Regions from separate parts of the Mus musculus genome. Here region 1 is linked to region 2. The links are chromatin contacts, found by POLR2A ChIA-PET in ENCODE. All regions are on one chromosome and are shown on one strand. The core of a region is the stretch at or near the end of the contact, and the rest is flanking DNA. Distances in the headings are between cores, read along the strand shown.

What was found. ChIA-PET counts read pairs that join two places held with the same protein, here RNA polymerase II (POLR2A).
Region 1: POLR2A ChIA-PET joins it to region 2 with 25 read pairs in embryonic stem cell. The contact joins the promoter of Mok here to the enhancer-like site in region 2. POLR2A ChIA-PET finds 5 or more read pairs at or near these places in 3 of 5 experiments (Patski and embryonic stem cell).

Annotation. Positions count from the first base shown.
Region 1 is chr12:110,838,913-110,842,416 of GRCm38, reverse strand. Mok (MOK protein kinase) reads left to right here and starts at 1,478. Exons shown (of 12, transcript NM_011973.2): 1 at 1,478-1,671. The coding sequence starts at 1,665. 4921507G05Rik (RIKEN cDNA 4921507G05 gene) reads right to left here and starts at 1,388. Exons shown (of 2, transcript NR_152102.1): 1 at 1,132-1,388; 2 at 1-8.
Region 2 is chr12:110,803,025-110,806,324 of GRCm38, reverse strand. It overlaps a transcript of Wdr20 not described here. Among named protein-coding and RNA genes, the nearest start is that of Mok, 36 kb to the left of the region's middle. Within about 2 kb of position 1,477, at least 1 of the 3 ENCODE cell types and tissues checked has a DNase peak (open chromatin) inside an H3K27ac peak, as active enhancers do.

The DNA.
Region 1 (3,504 bases), core at 229-2,728, 36 kb before region 2:
ATTCTGGGCTTGGGGTGAGATGGAGAAACAGAAAACAAATAGGGAAATGAAAATAATTTAAATGTTTCACTCCCAATGTGTGCATATGAAAACTGTTAGACAAAAAAAAAAAAAGAAAGAAAAATAGACAAACAGAAGGGCTTTTCAGATGTTACTTCTATTTTTCTATTTATTTATTTGTTTATTTATTATGTATTTATTTACTTATTATATTACAGTAAGTACACTGTAGCTGTCCTCAGATACTCCAGAAGAGGGCATCAGATTTCGTTATGGATGGTTGTGAGCCACCATGTGGTTGCTGGGGTTTGAACTCAGGACCTTTGGAAGATCAGTTGGTGCTCTTAACCACTGAGTCATCTCGCCAGCCCCAGATGTTACTTCTAATTTGCTAAAACACATCAGTTGTTCCAGGGGCCAGTTTGAAACACACCCTCCATAAAATATGTACACGTTGAAACCCTTTGCGCCCAACTTCTTCTGGGCACAGAAACACAGGGAGTCAGAAGCCATGGGCTGGTGTCTGGGTTCAGTGATCCACCAGGAGGTGCCCCTGACAAAGCTCTTTATCATCTTGGGACTCCAACAACAGGATATATGGTTTCTATTGCCCAAGTCAGCAAAAACACTTCTCCCATCTGCCTGTTTAACTGGGTCAAAGGGTAAAGTTTGTCCTGAATCCTCAATGCTTAAAATCAGGCTTGCCCCTAGACAGATAAGAATGATACAGAGGTGACAGGTGCTGATTCCCCTGGCTTTTGGACAAACATTTATTAAGCACTTGCAGTGTGACAGACCCTGTCAAGCCTTAGGCAAAAGCCCCTAGGAATTGGGTGGGGCACCAGGGACATCTCATTTAGTCTTCACTGCGACCACTTGGGTAAGGATTTTTCTTTTTCTTTCTTTCTTTATTGAATTTAAATGCAGTTTATTTTTAGACAACCCACATGACTTTTTTTTCCCCTTTTTTTCTTTTTGAATTTAAATGCATGGGGTGAGAATTTTTCAACCTCACTTTACAGTAACAAGAATTTAGGGATCTCGTCTAGGTCGCTTTTCATTATATCTCCAATGCGTGCAACACTACTTTTAGCAAAGTAAATGTTTGTTGAATTAAGCAGTAAAACTTACAAATTACACAGCAGTAGCTATCAGGCTGCTTTGATGCTCAACTGTAGGTGTTGTCAAGAACAGGCTCCAACTAGTGTTACAGGCAGTTAAAGCTCAAGGAAATTGTTCTCGTCTGGTTCAACATCGTTACATTCTCGGGAGAGCTGGGAAGAGTCAGTCCCACCAAGGTCGCCTACTCACTAGGTAAGAAATTATACTTAAATTTAAAGCGGCGAGAGGTTGCGTAGCGACCGAACCGAGGCGGCAGGCTGCACCGCGCATGCGTGAACGGGCCAGCGGTTTTTAAACCCTCTCCTTTGCGCATGCGTATACGCATGTCTCCGGAACGCCCCTCCCTCCTAAGGGTCTGGCGGTTGCTAAGGCGACAGGAATACAATATGGCGGCCGGATCCTAACGCTCCCCAGCCAGGGACCACCGCGAAGGTCCTCGAGCCGGAAGCCACCTCTGGAAGGGAGAAGGCCGGTACCACAGTCTCCTCTTTTCTTTTCGGTCCGGGGCCGTCCAGGGGCTGACGGCGTCATCCGCGTTCAGGATGAAGAGTGAGTGGGGCCGGAGAAGGGCTGAGGGTCCCCGGGGCCTGCGGGGCGGCGCCGCAGGTACCCGGGGCTAGGCAGCGGGTTCTGCTGGAGTTTGAGGAGTTGTGTCATTTCGTTCATTCACTCGCTCATTCGTTCGTTCGTTCGTTCGTTCGTTTGTCGGATCGCATCTGAAATCTCAAGACATTGGCCGTCGGCTCTGAGCGCTCACACGGTGGCTCCCCGCCCCTGCGGGACGGCGGCTTAAACCGCGTTCGAGAGGGACGCTGGGCCGCCTATCTTACTTTCTGAGTTAAACAGTTGTGGTTCTGAAAGCATCCTTTTAGCGGAATGTAAAACGGTTGCTTAGAAGTTGGGAGATGAGGCAGTCTTTCTAGAAAATAGAAGGACTGGAAAACTGGACTTAGTGCCGGGTTTGTGGGTAACCTGGAGTCCAAATGCGACTAGACAAGTCGGTTTTGTTGGGACCGCTGTTTGATTTTCATAGATATACGGTTATGATTGCCTGTGATAGTGTAGCCAGAAGTGTAGTCTCTTACCGTGATTAGATTGTGTTCTCTGTAGTTACAATATCAAATTGACACTACATTTTAATTGCAGTGCAGTAATTTCTATGTACCATAAATGACATAACATTTAAAAAATAAGTCATCTCATTCACCCTTCAGTCTTGTGTCACTGTGTCACTCCCTTTAAGGAAGATTAATGTGGTCTTGAGGGGAGTGACGGGCGCATTCATTCCCCTCACTTAGAGGCAGAGGCAGTTGAATTTCCATGAGTTTGAGGCCAGCCTGATCAGTATAACAAATTTCAGGATAGCCAAGCCTACTAGACAGAAACTGTCTCAAAAAAAAAACAAAAAAAAACAAAAACAAAATCTGATGCAGTAGCATGCACCTGCAATCCCAGCATGCCTATGGTGAGATGGGAGCAGAGATAAGAGATTCCCAAAGAGCTCGAAGTTCAGGCATATGCAGTGCTAAACACCACAGACACTACTACAGGTGTTCCTCTCACCCCAGCTATGGTATCTTCTCTCTCCCTCCACACCCTTCTCTCTAGTATTCTCTCTCTCACCACAGATCCTATAGACACACTTAAAGAGGAGAAAAACAAAAACAAAAAAAAATTTAAGAAAAGTTAAAAAATAGACACATCATAAAATGCAAATTATATATGCAAAATATTAATTTAAAAAAATTTAAGTTTTATATATATATATATATATATATATATATATATATAGAGAGAGAGAGAGAGAGAGAGAGAGAGAGAGACAAGGCTAGCCTCAAACTCAGAAATCTGCCTGCCCCTGCATCCCAAGTGCTGGGATTAAATGCATGCGCCACCACCGCCCGGCTCATTTTGGTTTTTCAAGACAGGGTTTCCCTTTGTAGCCAAAGCTACCCTAGAACTAGCTCTGTGGACCAGGCTGGCCTAGAATTCAGAGATTAGCCTGTTTCTGCCTCTCAAGTGCTGGAATTAAAGGCGTGCACCATCACCACCCTAGGCCTCCAGAAAGTGGATTGTGGCCAAAGTTTTGGTAACACCCAGGTTTAGCCAGTTTTCCTGTCCTCCTCCTTTGCCTTGTAAGTCATTTGCATAGTGAGTGGCAAGGTGTCCCAGGGTAAAGTTAAGAGCATCCGCTCTGGAGGTGGAGGACATTGCAGCCAGGCACGGAGCTAGGCAGACCCACAGCCTCAGGAGTCCCTGCCGCCTCTCAGCCCCCTCAGCTCTCATCCTTAAACAGGTGTAGTGACAGCAATCTCCAGGGAAGATGCTGAGGATGCTGAGGGGTCAGGTAAGACGGTGTGTGTGTGTGTGTGTGTGTGTGTG
Region 2 (3,300 bases), core at 228-2,727:
TCCTGCCTTTGCTGTTGGTTTTAGGAGTCTCAGTCCAGTAGTATTAACCAGGCTCACAGGCAGGCCAGCACAGAAAGGGCCCAACGATGAGAGCTAGCAGAGCAGGCCTGACAGAACGGCCCAAAGGAGGACCTGCGTGGCTGGCAAGCTGGACTGAGCCTGGGGACAGGGTTAGGGTACCTGCCCCTGGAAAGGCTGCTGCAAGGATCTGAGAGGAAAGCAAGCCTCTCGGCTTTCTCGGCCTCCTGTGCGTCTGGCACACCTGCCCAGCACAGCAGCTTCTGTGAATCGTCACCATAGCATTCTGAATGGAAAGGCCAACAAGCCTCACCATTCTCTGACGTGTATCTAACATGACTGTAGACACTAGGGTGCAGCATTCCCTCTACCTCAGACTTCAGAGTGGCATCTGTCATCTCTTACAGTACCAGGTAAGTGAGCTGTTGTTACTTCCTATGGCTCCAGGACCTGCTGTATGCTGGGTGTCCCTGGTGTTAGGGCAGCTATAGAACCATATGGAAGACATCTTAGACCTCGGGGCTAGGGACTAATCTTAGAAACAGAGCCAGAAGATTGTTACAGGCACAGAGTCATCTAAGGTAAACTGGGACACATCTGGTCAAACACAGACCTGTGACACAGACTGGTGGAGGTTGGCCCCGAGTTGTCAGCAAGAGCCGTGGGGTACAACTGAGCATCTCGTCAAATGGGGCTCAAGTTTCCCACAAATACTTGCTGCCCTGGTGTCCACCTGGTGTCCTCCTGTCACTTCCTATAGATGGGGGCATCGAGGAGGGAGCCACTCTGGGAGGTCACCAGGCTCTGTGCTGCAGGCTTGGGTTTCGAGGGCAGTTCCTAATCACTTTCTTGTGGGTGTTTTGGACTCATAGGGCTGAGTTTCTCTGTGTGATAGATCAGTGTTCCAAGATGACAGGAACACCAAACTGTAAAATGTGCCAACACTTTCTTCTAATATGATCTGAGCATGTGATTCATAAATTGTACTTACATAGTGAGCAGGCTCAATGCCACCGACCCTCATGACCTACCTTGATCACCAGAACCTGCATGGTAGGAAAGGAGGAAAGAGCTCCCTCGAGTGTTCTAACTCCCTACGCAGTGTGCCTCTTGAATGAGGCACGGTGGTGTATGCCTGAAATCCACGCACTGAGACTTGGATGGCCGAGGGAGCATGACTGCTTTCATTTTGAAGTAATCTAAGCTACACTGTGAGTTCCAGGCTAGCCAAGGCCTGTCAAAACAGAACACAACAGAACAAACAGGAAAGAAGAAAGTGAGTCTTGGCGTCCTATGCTGCACCTTCCCAAGATGGAGGCAGGGCTAGGGGCCTTGCAGGCAGCAGCAGAAGGAAGCGGCTTCCCCAGCCTGGGAGCCAGGAACCTACGGTGAATGAAGACAAACTTGGGCTTTGCTTTGTGAACTGTGCAGTAGCATCATCCTGTGGCAAATTCATCCGGCCTAGCTAGAGCCCACACTCCTTCCTTCCACGGCCCCAGTTTAATGGGCTCATTTGGAGAAATGTTTTGATACCTTGTGGCTTACTCTCACCCACATAAAGCCTACATGGAACCCGCTGTGTATGATTCTTTAAAAGCTGTGGAAGCCCCCCCCCCCCCCAGCTTGGAAACCCGGGCATTGTCTCTATCACCGGCAGCAGCTCCAGGTGAGCGAGGAATTCAACCAGAGCAGGCAGACACATGCCAGCAGATGCCAACCCTCCGGAAGCCCCATGTGACTGATGTCCGAGCTAACTCTGTTCTGTGCTGCGGCAGAGGCTGTGGAAACGCACAGTATGTGGTTTCAGCTTTCAAGGACAGCAGGGGGACTCTAAGCCATGAGAAAAGGTCATGTGCCTACACCAAAGTCCCCATGCCGGGCAGCCCCATAGTGTGTGGACTTGGCCCAGAGCCAAGACTTCTCCGACAAGACGCGTTTTTAACAGACTGACAGGAGGATCAAGGACTGTGATACACAAAAAAATGAAGTACTTCAATACCAACCAAGAAATGAGGCCAAAACAAAAAGATCTATACAATTTAAGTTTAAAAAAGGATAAACAAATAGTATATTCAAGATAATTTTAATATTAATGTTTTTGTGAATTAGAAATATCACTCTTAAATGATGAAAATTACTAGTGGGAGTGACTATTTACCCCCATTTCAGAATTACATTATTTACACATATAATACAGACTTGATTGCATCGGAAACAACAGTACTAAAATAAATGTTAACAGATAAAAAGGGCATCTCCTCTCGTATCGTGAGGCCGGGAGCCCGTTACCCCATAGTCAAAGTCATTTCTATTAGCATTAAACTATTTAAGTGCAAACAATGTTTTAAGTCTATGATTGCAGCATCTGTCTGTCTGCAGCACGTGTTTAAGTTGGAGGTGACAGCTGTCTCCATGAGTGCATCCCAGGCTGTCTAATGACCACCTAACGTATAACACACATCAGTGCAAAACCAGAGCCAAGTGCTATTTAGAACAGCTTGATTTAAGGTTTCTGTTCAAGAAACATTTTACTTTACACTATGTATATATGTGTGTGTATATATATATATATATATATATATATATATATATATATATATATGGATTTAGTTACATTGAATTTTAGAGTAAAAAGCAAGAAAACTCCATTTCTCAGTTTTTACTGCAGCCCCAACAGACTGACTTAAAAATGGAAACAACTCTTTGGGTTTAGCAGCTCCACACAGCCCTGCAGGCCGCTGCTGCCTGCCGCCTGCCTGTGGCTCCAGCGCAGCTCATGGCTCCGTTGTCGTCTGTCACTCCCTCGGTCCACGCGTGTCCGGGGAGCCTGGGAGCAGCAGTGCACCTGCTACACTACAGTCCCACCTGGAGAAGTGGCCTGGTTTGGGGATGACAACAAGCCCTGTGAACAAAGCAGTTTCCATTATTCCAGCAAGACACAGGGCAGTGCAGAGAGCCCTGGAGCTCACCCTTGCCAGCCAGCATCCTTTCCAAGGGCTGGAAGCCAGGCTTTAACACACTCTCTGTTCACCTAGCTAATTCTCAGAGCATTGTACTGTGCCTGGATCGAGATTTTGCCTCAACAGCTGCTAGAAGGAAGGTGGAGAAGGTGTTTACTGGAGACTATCAGAGCCTTTGGGAGAGGGTGTGGCTCAGGCAATGTAGCTGAGGACAGGGTCAGAGCCAGGTAGTCCTCCAAGGGCAGTCTAGTGGCACTTTTAGAAAGGCATCTTCTCCTGGGGTGCACCTGCTTTCTTGTGCAGCACCCCAAGAGTTAGTTTG